2 separate regions of the Homo sapiens genome follow, and region 2 is linked to region 1. A link is a contact called in ENCODE Hi-C or POLR2A ChIA-PET data. All regions are on one chromosome and are shown on one strand. Each heading gives the region's core, a stretch centred on a gene start or an enhancer-like site at or near the end of the contact. The rest is flanking DNA. Distances are from core to core; before and after follow the strand shown. Region 1 holds the start of SSU72 (SSU72 homolog, RNA polymerase II CTD phosphatase). Region 2 holds the start of SLC35E2B (solute carrier family 35 member E2B).

Region 1 (6,162 bases), core at 2,221-4,720:
TGCACTCCAGCCTGGGCGACAGAGGGAGACTCCGACTTCAACAAAAAAAAAAAAAAAGGAAATTGAAGGTCTATGTCTAAATTAACTTCATGATATCCATATTCATGATATCCATAATAGATGTCACCTTAAATTTACTTCCTTTTGACTCTCTTCTGAGTCTACTCTTTTATGAGTAAATTTGAATGATGGCGGCACAGGTAAAAGCACACCCAAGAATTCATTATTCAGAGGTGCTCTCCGCTCCTTTTCCAGAGACCACAGCTCTGCCAGCAACGGCCACTGGCCACTCTGAACTAAAAAGGACTTGGTCATCTTCAGTCATCGTCTCAGCGAGGTTATGACTGGCATGTCTTTAAAGTAGCCGCTAAACCTGATTTTATTAACAAGATAGCTAAATAATTTTTTTTTTTGAGACAGAGTCTCGCTCTGTCACCCAGGCTGGAGTGCAGTGGCCGGATCTCAGCTCACTGCAAGCTCTGCTTCCTGCTTCCCGGGTTCACGCCATTCTCCTGCCTCAGCCTCCTGAGCAGCTGGGACTACAGGCGCCCGTCACTATGCCGGGGTCATTTTTTTGTATTTTTTGTAGAGACGGGGTTTCACCATGTTAGCCAAGATGGTCTCGATCTCCTGACCTCGTGATCCACCTGCCTCGGCCTCCCAAAGTGCTGGGATTACAGGCGTGAGCCACCGCGCCCAGCCCTAAATAGAATTTTTAAAACATTTCCTTTTGTTAAGATTTCTACTCCATCTTGCCAGGCGCAGTAGCTCACGCCTATAATCCCAGCACTTTGGGAGGCCCACGCAGGCGGATCACGAGGTCAGGAGATCGAGACCATCCTGGCTAACATGGTGAAACCCCGTCTCTACTAAAAATACAAAAAAATTAGCCGGGCGTGGTGGCGGGCGCCTGTAGTCCCAGCTACTCAGGAGGCTGAGGCAGGAGAATAGTGTGAACCCAGGAGGCGGAGCTTGCAGTGAGCTGAGATAGCACCACTGCACTCCAGCCTGGGCTACAGACTCCCCCTCAAGAAAAAAAATATATATTCTACTCCAACTTTATTTTATTTATGTATTTATTTGAGATGGAGTCTTGCTCTGTCGCCCAGGCTGGAGTGCAGTGGCATGATCTCGGCTCAATGCAAGCTCCGCCTCCTGGGTTCATGCCATTCTCCTGCCTCAGCCTCCCGAGTAACTGGGACTGCAGGCGCCCGCCACCACGCCCGGCTAATTTTTTTGTATTTTCAGTAGAGACGGGGTTTCATCGTGTTAGCCAGGATAGTCTCAATCTCCTGACTTTGTGATCCGCCCATCTCGGCCTCCCAAGGTGCTAGGATTACAGGTGTGAGCCACTGCGCCCGGCCTACTCCATCTTTGTTATGCAGGTACAGCAGAAAATCTTGAACAAAGGATCACCAAGGAGAACCAGCAGAACCAGAAGGTCTCCAGCCCATTTGTTATTCCAATTAACAATAATTTTGTCTTGGGGGGGGGGGGGTGAGCCTTGCATTGTTTTGCTTAAATGTATCAAATTTTTACAGGTAACTGCAGTTTATAAATGAAGATCCAGCACAATGTAATTCTAGCACATTTCTAGTTTTAAAAACAACCTTTGGCCGGATGCGGTGGCTGACGCCTGTAATCCCAGCACTTTGGGAGGCCGAGGCGGGCAGATCACCTGAGGTCAGGAGTTTGAGATTAGCCTGGCCAGCATGGTGAAGCTCCGTCTCTACTAAAAATACAAAAAAAGCCGGGCGCAGTGGCTCACGCCTGTAATCCCAGCACTTTGGGAGGCCGAGCGGGCAGATCACGAGGTCATAAGATCAAGACCATCCTGGCTAAGATGATGAAACTCCGTCTCTACTAAAAATACAAAAAAAAAAAAAAATTAGCCGTGCCTGGTGGCCGGTGCCTGTAGTCCCAGCTACTCGGGAGGCTGAGGCAGGAGAATAGCTCGATCTCGGGAGGCACAAGTTGCAGTGAGCCGAGATCGCGCTACTGCACTCCAGTTTGGGCGACAGAGCAAGACTCTGTCTCAAAAAAAAAAAAAAAAAAAAAAAAAAAGAAAGAAAAGAATAAAGAGAAAGAATCAGCAGATCATGAACACTTGACACTGATTTTTGGGGGGTGTTTTTTGGTCTCCAACTCCTGACTTCAGGTGATCCGCGTGCGTCGGCCTCCCAAAGTGCGGGGACTACACGCGTGAGCCACCGTGCCTGGCCCACGTGACACTGTTAAAAACGGAAAAAAAAGGGGGACTGTTAATTTTCCCAAGTTGCTCAGGAAAGTTATAGCTGGACTGCGAGAAGAGAAGCGAAACACTGTTTTCATTTAAAGTTCACGTAGGTAACTTTGGAGGTAAAAAAGCCATTTCAACTTTCTTACTATCAAAGTTGACACATACCAAATTTTAACTGTAAGTCAAGTGGTCAGTTTCTCAGTTTGCTATGTGACTGAACAAAAAACTTGTTATCAAGCAGGAATAAACTTTCATTAGACATACGCTACGCAAGAGTCACAGGCGGCCAGTTAGCAGGGAATATAAACTAGCAGAGCCAAACCAAGTCCACGTTGTATTCCAGAAACTACCGGTTGGAGGCGTTCCAGGGAGGAAGAGAGGATCTTTCGCAAAAAAAAAAAAAGAAGAAGAAGTAGCAAACACACAAATCCATGGCATTAAAAAAAGAGACCGCTTTGTTATTTACAACATCGTGGTATGCCGTGATTGTGTTGCGCGCCGTTTCCAGGGAAGGTGGCCAACGACGCACACGAAATACCATGATCGGCCGCCGCCGCGCAGCCCCTCGCCGCGGACGCTACCCTCGCCCCCCGGGCCCGGCCTCGGAGAGCTCGAAGGACCACCGGACAGCGGGCGCCTCGTCCCGGAACCTGCCTTCCCTGTGATGCCCACCCGCGTGTGGACTACGCGCGCTGCCGTCCAGCTGCCATCCCAACCAGCCGACCCACGAGCGCGGCCCGGCCCGGCTTCCTCTCAGGGGTCCTGGCGCGGGCCAGGGGGAACCGGGGAGGAGGGAGGGCCGGTCGCCGGAGCAGAGCGCGCGGGGACAGGGTGGAGCCCAACTACCTGAGGATGTTGTGCGCCTCCATGCTCCGGTTCTGGTTGCTCGAGCACACCACCGCCACCCGCAGCGGGGACGACGGCATGGCGGCGGCCGCAAATCCCGCGGCTCTCCCGCTTGGGTTCCCACCCTACCGCGGCGCTTCCGCGCGAACAAAATGGCGGCCGCGGTGGCCGGAAGCGGGCGACGCGAAACGACGGCGCCGGCGGTGTAGCGTGCGGCGACTGCGCGGCGGCCTCCCCGCCCACCCTGGGCGCCGGGCCGCGGACGGAGCGCAGGCACTGGCCTTCGGGCGCGCTGCACTCGGCGAGGCCGGGGGCGGCCAACGCCGCGCCGGCCCCCGGCGTCCGCAGCAGAGACCCGCACTCCACAAGGCCCGGCTGAGCGTCACGGCGCCAAGCGGCGGCGTCCTGACATCAGCACCCCGCGCCGGCGCCTAGTGTGACGCGACGACGTGCGGAACAACAGGACGTCATAAGGTGTCGCCGCCGCCTTTGGGAGCGATGCGAAACGCCGCGCTTGCCGGAGATAGCATTGAGGGCCCTTCCGCGGCCCGGCGTTTCGTCTCTTGGGACGATTTTGTGCGTTCCCTCGGTCCCCGTGGGGCCCATAGTCCTCACTTCTGCCACCCCAGAGTCGTCGCGCTTCACTAGACCCGCTCCCTCCACTGTCCCGGAGGCCCACAGACATTCCCGCATTCTGAGGCTCGCTCCCGTCCCGTGCCGCTGTTACCGGCCTCCGGCCCCGGCTCATACAAGCAGGAGCACATCGCTCTTTTATGAAAGCCCTTCAACATTTAACGTTTAAATGCGAGGGCCGACCTGTGACAGACCTGGTTGGGAGTGCACGTCGACTAGGATCTTCCTCGCCTCGGGCTTCCTTGGAGAGGCCGCCGGCTGGTCTGAGATTTGGGTCCAGTTACAGTAAATCCAGTCAACGCGAGTGTGTCATTCCCCAGCTATGCCTGTCTGCCTGGATGCAGCCTCGCGGTGGACAGTGGGCTGATGTTTTGCCGTGGGAGCGCCACGGACGGGAGAGGGAGTGATAATGATTGTCAACCTAATAACAGGCTAACTGAAAATGATATTTATTTGGGAATAGGGCGTTGGCGAATATGCGTGCCATAGTAAACGATTTGCGCATTCAGGAAAGTAATGGTTTTTAAAGAAAAAATGAAGAGGAAGATAATGGTTTGGAAATAATTAACCTTGGCTACAAAGAACAGTAACAAGTGTACTCCCGGCCGGGCGCGGTGGCTCACGCCTGTAATCCCAGCACTTTGGGAGGCCGAGGCGGGCGGATCACGAGGTCGGGAGATCCAGACCGTCCTGCCTAACCCGGTGAAACCCCGTCTCTACTAAAAATACAAAAAATTAGCCGGGCGTGGTGGCGGGCGCCTGTAGTCCCAGCTACTCGGGAGGCTGAGGCAGGAGAATGGCGTGAACCCGGGAGGCGGAGCTTGTAGTGAGCCGAGATCGCGCCACTGCCCTCCAGCCTGGGCGACAGAGCCAGACTCCGTCTAAAAAAAAAAAAAAACAAGTGTACTCCCGTTCCAGGGTTGGACAGGCAGTTGCTGGGCAGCTGTCCTTGCTGAAGTATTTTTTGTGTAAGATTGCCTTAGTGCAAGGTTGTGGTTTTTGCAGAATCTTGTGATAGTTTTTCTTATTATTGATTCATGAGAATTCTCCATGGCCTTTCCCAGCTGTCTTTGTCAAGGTATTTTTTAAACATAAGTGAGTCCACTTTTATTTGACAACTTGGGTATTTTCCCCTTTTGATTGAGATCTTTCTCCAAATGCATCACTAATGAGTCATCCTGTAATTAGGTTTTGATAGTCCCCGTGCTGGGATGAACTTGTCCCAGATAGCTGGTCTGGTCCCACACTGGAGAGAGTGGCTGCTGGGAGTCATTGTCAAAACCCTTTTTTACCATATTTGAGCATCAAAGGAGGTTTGAAGGGTGTGGCTCTCAGGCTAAGTCTAACCTGGAGTCCATTATTAACTTCAACTTTTGTCACTTCTGTAGTCTTTCTATCATCTCAAAGTGCTGTGTCAGCATTATTCTGTTAGAAATTGTACTTGTAGCCGGGCGCGGTGGCTCACGTCCGTAATCCCAGCACTTTGGGAGGCCGAGGCGGGTGGAACACGAGGTCAAGAGATCGAGACCATCCTGGCCGACATGGTGAAACCCTGTCTCCACTACAAATACAAAAGTTAGCCGGATGTAGTGGTGCGCACTTGTAGTCCCAGCTACTCAGGAGGCTGAGGCAGGAGAATCACCTAAACCCAGGAGGCGGAGGTTGCTATGAGCTGAGATTGTGCCTATGCAGTTCACCCTGGCAACAGAGTGAGATTCCATCTCAAAAAAATAAAAAAAAAGAAATTGTCCTTTTGCAAAATATGGCAATGAATAAGTTTAAAAGGGGAAAATACAAGGTAAAATCAATAATAATATGACTATCCCAGTTTGCATATTGGTTTTGACCCATGAACCTAGGCTTAAAGGAAAGCAATTAAAAAGAAAAAAATTAGAAAACAAAAATAGAAAAATAGAGATTAAAGGAAGCCAATTGAATAAATAAAATGGCCATAGAAATTACACGAGACTTGTAACCATGTGCCTGTTTTCTTTCTGTGTGTAAATGGATCTCAGTGTTCCAGAGGAATTTACCCACATACAGCATATAGTATTGACATACTTATTTAATACCTTATTTAACCAATAGGTACTAAAGATCTCTTAGGTCAGGTTTTTGTGAAGTTACCAGCAGAAGCTATTGATTGTGAAATGTCAGTTATACCATTGATGGCAGTGGCAGCCTCTCTTGAGTGGCTGCTGGGAAGATGCTGGCTACAGCAGGGGAGGCTCAGCTGGGACTCTGTGCTCCACTGAGCATGTGGGAGCCCTGCCCCCTTCCAAGTTGGCAGGACAGGAGCCCCACCCTCCTGGGAGCAGCTGCATCTGCCCAGCCACGGCTGTGGACCCAGGTATCCCTGCAATCCCAGGGCTGGGAAGCCACCCCACCTGCCCCCGAAAGCTCAGAAGTGCCTCCAGCTGCTACCTGGCCTCTCCTGACTCCCG
Region 2 (5,934 bases), core at 817-3,316, 120 kb after region 1:
CGTCTCAAAAAGTAAAGAAAAAAAAAAAACAAAACAACATATTTCACAGAGAAGAATTTATGTTTTTGGAGAAGGAGTTTCGCTCCTGTCGCCCAGGCTGGAGTGCAGTGGTGAGATATCAGCTCACTGCAACCTCAACCTCCCAGGTTCAAGCGATTCACAGAGGACAATTTCTAAAAGGCAAATAAGAAGCAGGAAGGGTGCATGCTCCTTCTCTACTGCCCTGTAACAGTCATTCCACACTTACCACCTCAAAACAACAAATGCTTTTGATGTTGGCTCCTGTGGGGCAGCAATCTGCGGGAAGCTTAGCCAGGCACCTCTGGCTTAAGGTCCCTCCTGAAGCTGCAGTCACACCATGGACCAGGGCTGTGACCTCATCCGAAGGCTCAACTGGGGCTGAGGCCCACCTCTGAGCTCACTCAGGTGGACGCTGGCTGGGTTCAGTTCCTTGCTGGCTATAGGTGGAAAGGGCCCCCACCAGTTTCTTGCCAGCTTCTCCACAGGACGCCCCACAGCCTGACAGGAGCTTTCATCCAGCAAGCTCATCAGGGAGTGGGAGAGAGCAGCCAGGACAGGAGCCCAGACCTTTCTGAACCTCATCTCAGAAGTGACATCCTTCCCTTCTGCTGTCTGGGCACAGCTCCCCGGGTGGAGCCCGAGGACTAGAAGGAAAAGAAAACTTGGATTTAAAATGGGATAAAGCCATAGGAGCTGCTCGTCCCACCACAGGAATCTCAACGCCGGGTTACTGACAAAGCGTCACTTTGCACCTCGTCCAACTGTGCAGACCTCTCCTAGCCAGGCCCCTGCACCAGAGGTTAAGAATCCGTGCCCCTGGTCAGGAAGTCCAGGTGGGTTCAAACGGCCAGCAGGGAATTTCAGGCAAAATGTGTCCCAAATCTTCAAACCATGCCCCAGAACTCAGACCTCCCCCTGGGAGTTCGTCCCAAGGAAACCACCTGCAAGAGGCTCAGGCTGCAGGGGACACTCCGCTTCCAAAACCCGGAAGCTGGAGACCACACAAGTGCCCAACGCCAAAGGCACCCCGTGGAGGGACGCCCTGTGCCCTCCCCCGACCAGGTGACCCGCTGCGCCCTACACATCTTCACCAGGAAACATCTGTTATCGATGTGGACGAAGCGCAGCCTGCACTCCCAGATCCGCTCATTTTCGTTCTGCCCTCCGTTTTACGATTCGCCTACACTGAAAATGCGTGAGTGGAGTGGAAAGCCTTCCTACTCCTGCCTCAGCGACCCCTTCTAAAATACTGCCTCGTTTGGCCTGAAAATGTGATTTGCAGGCTTCCTGAGCAAAGTAGATTTCACTCCATTAAAGAAAAAAAAAAAGAAAAGGCACCGAACGGGGCTCGGCTGTCGGGAGTTTTGCTTTAGTTTTTTGCGTGTTTTGTTTTGTGTTTTTTTGTTGTTGTTGTTCTTTTTGCGGCCACGCACACCGCGTTCCCAGGCTTCAGGGCGTGGGGGTCGCCGTGGACTCCCGGACGTGAAAACGCTTAAAGCCAGCTGGGAAAACCCCACCAGCGTTTTCCGCGCACAGCGCCAGCCATAGGAAAGGACCCCCAGGAGCGAATCCGGGCAGGGAAACCCCGGACGCCCGCACACTCAGCATCAGTACCGGCACCCAGCACCCAGCACCGAGCACCGAGCACGCAGCACCCAGCACCGATCACCGAGCAGAGCACCCCGCACGCAGAACCCACCGAGAGCCTGATGCAGTCTCCGCCGCAGGCATAGCGCTAGGCCCCGGCGCCTTCACAACAAAGGGACGCTGGCGGGCGGGGCCTGAGAGGCGCGCGGTGGAGGGGCCGGGCGCGAGGCCGCGGAGACAGCTCGGAGCTCGGCACTGGGGAGTGGCACAGCGCTGGCGGATCCAGGTGGGCTTCACGGGGCGCCCGCGGGACCGGAAATGACGCGCAGAACCCTGCATCGGGCTCCTCGCTGCCCCGCGGGCGCCGCTCCTCAGTGCCCCAGAGCCACGGAGCCGGGGAAACGCGCCGCGGCCCACAACGCCCCCGCGGCTGCCCGTTGGTTCCGCCCGGGCCGTTCTACTCCAGGCAGACGGGAGGAGAAACACGGCGCGCTCAGCGTCCCCTCCCCCGTTGGTTCTGCTCGGGCCCTTCCACTGCAGGCCGACGGGGGTGGAAACACGCAGTTTTTTTTTTTTTTTTAAGGTCTAGGGTAACACGGGGCTTTTAAGTGCCTCTCCGCTGCCGCCTGGTGGTCCAGCCCGGGCCGTTGCAGTGCAGCCACACGGGGAGGGACACGGCGCGCCGAGTGCTCCGGGCGGCCGCACGTTGGTTCCGCCCGGGCCGTTCCACTGCAGGCAGAGGGAGAGGACGACGGTGCGCGTAGTGCATCCCCGTGGCCCGTTGGTTCCGCCGGGGCCGTTCCACTGAAGGCAGAAGGGGGGGGACCGTGGCCCCACCCCCCGCGGCAGCCCGTTGGTTCCGCCCGGGCGGTTCCGCCCGGGCTGTTCCACCAGCGGCACTTCAGGGCGGGATCGGCCAGTCTGTGGAGGCAGCGGCCTCTAAGCCCCGGAGGGTTTACTGCCCAGGTTTGGGTTCCAGGAATAAGAAATCCACTGAATAGGCTTAACTTAGAAGACACAAAGGCGCCTCCTGGCGGAAGTGGCCACGCTCCGCCCAGCCTGAGGGAAAGCTGCTCTGACAGCTGGGCCCGGAGCTGCGGGGGGCGGGGCCGCCGCGCGGGGTGAGGACTCGCCTCAGGGCGCTGATTGGCTGGTGGCGCGCTCCGGGGCGGGGCCTTCGTATCCAGGCTGGCGTCGGGGCTGCCGCGGGACATCCGGAGCAGACACCCGCGGGCGCGCCTGCGGCCCCGAGGACCCCCGGCTCCGGAGCTTCGTCGAGCGTTTTCCTAGCGTTACTTTCCCAAATAATTTTCAGGAATGAAGTTACGGCTAAAGGGCTCTTTAGAGATTACTTTTGGGCCGGGCCCGGTGGCTCACGCCTGTAATCTCAACACTTTGGGAGGCCGAGGCCGGCGCATCACGAGGTCAGGAGCTTGAGACCAGCCTGGTATGGCCAACGTGGTAAAACGTCGTCTCTACTAAAAATACAAAAATTGGCCGGGCGTGGTGGCGGGCGCCTGTAATCCCAGCTACTCCGGAGGCTGAGGAAGGAGGATCACCTGAACCCGGGAGGCGGAGGTTGCAGTGAGCCGAGATGGCGCCACTGCACTCCAGCCTGGCGACAGAGCGAGACTCCCTGTCAAAAGAAAAAAGAAAAGATTACTTTTGGCCGGGCGAGGTGGCTCACGTCTGTAATCCCAGCATTTTGAGAGGCTGAGGCGGGCGGATCGCCTGAGGTCAGGAGTTCGAGACCAGCCTGGCCAACATAGTGAACCCCCCCCCATCTCTACTAAAAATACAAAAAAAAATTACCCGGGTCTCGTGGCGCGTGCCTGTGGTCCCCGCTACTCGGGAGGTTGAGGCAGGAGAATCGCTTGAACCTTGGAGTTGAAGGTTGCAGTGAGGCGAGATAGCGCCGCTGCTCTCCGACCTGGGCGACAGTGGGAGACTTCATCTCATAAATAAATAAATAAATAAATATTACTTTTACGTTTTGTTAAACTTCCACTTGTTTTTGTTTCCGTTGCATGAACCTTCGTAAAGCTTCAGGAGGCTGATGGCAGCCTCCTTCCCCAGGCTTCCCCGTGGCGCCCGCAGCCGGGTTGGGCCAGAGGCTGGGACTGTTTCCTCCCGTGGGGTCTTTGGTGGGGATGTCCCCAGAGGAGTGGGGCAGGAGGAGGGGCACGGAGCGCCCCCGGGAGCCGGTCAGAGCGCAGCGATGGTGTCTGTGGTTCCAACCACTCGGGAGGCTGAGGTGGGAGGATGGCTTGAGCCTGGGAGCTTGAGGCTGCAGTGAGCTAGAATCACAGCACCACACTCCAGCCTGGGCGACAGAGTGAGACCCTTGTCTCACAAAAAAAAAAAAAAAAAAAAAAAAAAAAAAAAAAAGGCTGGGTGCGTTGGCTCGCGCCTGTAATCCCAGCACTTTGGGTGGCCGAGGCGGGCGGATCACGAGGTCAGGAGATCGAGACCATCCTGGCTAACACGATGAAACCCCGTCTCTACAAAAAATACGAAAAAAAATTAGCCGGGCATGGTGGCACGTGCCTGTAATCCCAGCTACTTGGGAGGCTGAGGCAGGAGAATCACTTGAACTCAGGAGGCAGAGCTTGCAGTGAGCCAAGATTGGGCCACTGCACTCCAGCCTGGCGACAGAGTGAGACTCCGTCAAAAAAAAAAAAAAAAAAAAAAGGAAGAAAGAAAATTATAAAATGAAGTGAAATTAACGCAGTGGAGTGCCACCTGCCTGCTGCCTGAGTTCACTATCCACACGGAGTTCATAAATTTGAGAGCAGTTTACAAAGTAGATTCTCCTACTTTCCAGGAAACCCAGAAATGTCTGGTGATTTGCCCAACAGTCTCAGCTGTTGTGGTCAGCAGGGCCGCTGTGGTATCCAAATGATTTCAAAAGCAGATTTATAAAAAGTACTCCTTTTTTTTTTGAGATGGAATTTCGCTCTCATCGCCCAGGTTGGAGTGCAGTGGCACGATCTCAGCTCACTGCAACCTCCGCCTCCCGGGTTCAAGTGATTCTCCTGCCTCAGCCTCCTGAGTAGCTGGGATTACAGATGTGTGCCCTCACGCCCAGCTAATTTTTATATTTTTAGTAGAGACAGGGTTTCACCATGTTGGCCAAGATGTTCTCCATCTCCTGACCTTGTGATCTGCCCGCTTCAGCCTCCCAAAGTGCTGGGATTACAGGCGTGAGCTACCCCACGCCCGGCCTTTATTTTTTTTTGAGACGGAGTCTCACTCTGTCGCCCAGGCTGGAGTGCAGTGGCGCGATCTCGGCTCACTGCAAGCTCCACCTCCCAGGTTCAAGAGATTCTTCTGCCTCAGCCTCCCGAGGAGTTGGGATCACAGGCACCCGCCACCATGCCCAGCTAATTGTTTTGTATTTTTAGTAGAGACGGGGTTTCACCGTTGTTAGCCAGGATGCTCTTGAACTCCTGACCTCATGATCCACCCACCTTGGCCTCCCAAAGTGCTGGGATTACAGGTGTGAGCCACCACGCCTGGCCTCTCAAAGTTTTTATAGCAAAGCCTTACATTTCATGAGGAACCATGCATTTTATTTTATTTTTGAGATGGGGGATCTCGCTACTTTGCCCAGGCTGGGCTCAAACTCAGGGCTCTCTGGCCTCAGCCTCCCGAGTAGCTGGGTCTGCAGGTGGCTGTCACCGTGCTGGGCCTGGGGTGTGCGTATTAATGATTTTGGAATAGTGTCTGGAAGCCTGTGTGCTTTCCTCTCTTCCTCTCCCCAGAAGGACCTCCCACCTCGTCCTCCCAAAGTGTTGGGATTACAGGTGTGAGCCACCATGTCCCCTCTCTTTGCTATTTTGCCTGGGAGGAGTGTATTAATAATTTTAATTTTAAAGTTCTTTGATTATGTTCTAGTTTGATTATTGATCATTTACTTCTTAGCTATTTATATTCTTCCTTGAGTCATCGGTTTCTGCCCTTTGACAATTTTTCTGTGAATGTTTTGTGTCGATTATATGAGCTTTGTCTGTATTGAGAACATCCACGAATTGTATTATTGCATCTGTTTTGCTAGTTGAGAACATCGACCTGCTGTATTATTGCAAATGTTTTCCTGCTTGCATGTAGTCATTTGTTGTGCATATTAATGAATTTCTATCCACATGACGCCGGAAGGGGATAGAGTGGGTGGGGAGGAAGAGGGAAGGGTCCCCACCTGGAGACCCAGCCTGCAGGCCACTCGGCCACCTGCGCAGAGGTAGGGGAGCAGCAGCCGCTCATGCCCCTGCAATTTGTCCTCATCAGCAGGTGGGGAAACTGAGGCCGGGGAGTTCTCCAGGCCAA

The links. Hi-C counts contacts between places; a loop is a spot of excess contacts on that map. ChIA-PET counts read pairs that join two places held with the same protein, here RNA polymerase II (POLR2A). Pooled maps may share reads with other maps.
Region 2: a map of naive thymus-derived CD4-positive, alpha-beta T cell shows a loop between it and region 1 (14-fold over the local background). The contact joins the promoter of SLC35E2B here to the promoter of SSU72 in region 1. A Hi-C loop is called at or near these places in 2 of 168 maps with a recorded cell type or tissue (CD14-positive monocyte and naive thymus-derived CD4-positive, alpha-beta T cell) and 4 of 50 pooled maps. POLR2A ChIA-PET finds 5 or more read pairs at or near these places in 2 of 52 experiments (H1 and activated B cell).

The regions. Positions count from the first base shown.
Region 1 is chr1:1,571,393-1,577,554 of GRCh38, forward strand. SSU72 (SSU72 homolog, RNA polymerase II CTD phosphatase) reads right to left here and starts at 3,471. Exons shown (of 5, transcript NM_014188.3): 1 at 3,086-3,471. The coding sequence starts at 3,165. SSU72-AS1 (SSU72 antisense RNA 1) reads left to right here and starts at 3,555. Exons shown (of 1, transcript NR_197593.1): 1 at 3,555-5,679. RefSeq lists silencers at 2,955-3,034, 3,275-3,434, 5,094-5,263 and enhancers at 3,555-3,664, 3,675-3,744, 5,662-6,162.
Region 2 is chr1:1,690,729-1,696,662 of GRCh38, forward strand. SLC35E2B (solute carrier family 35 member E2B) reads right to left here and starts at 2,067. Exons shown (of 10, transcript NM_001290264.2): 1 at 1,721-2,067; 2 at 248-665. RefSeq lists an enhancer at 1,602-1,896 and silencers at 1,731-1,890, 2,461-2,540.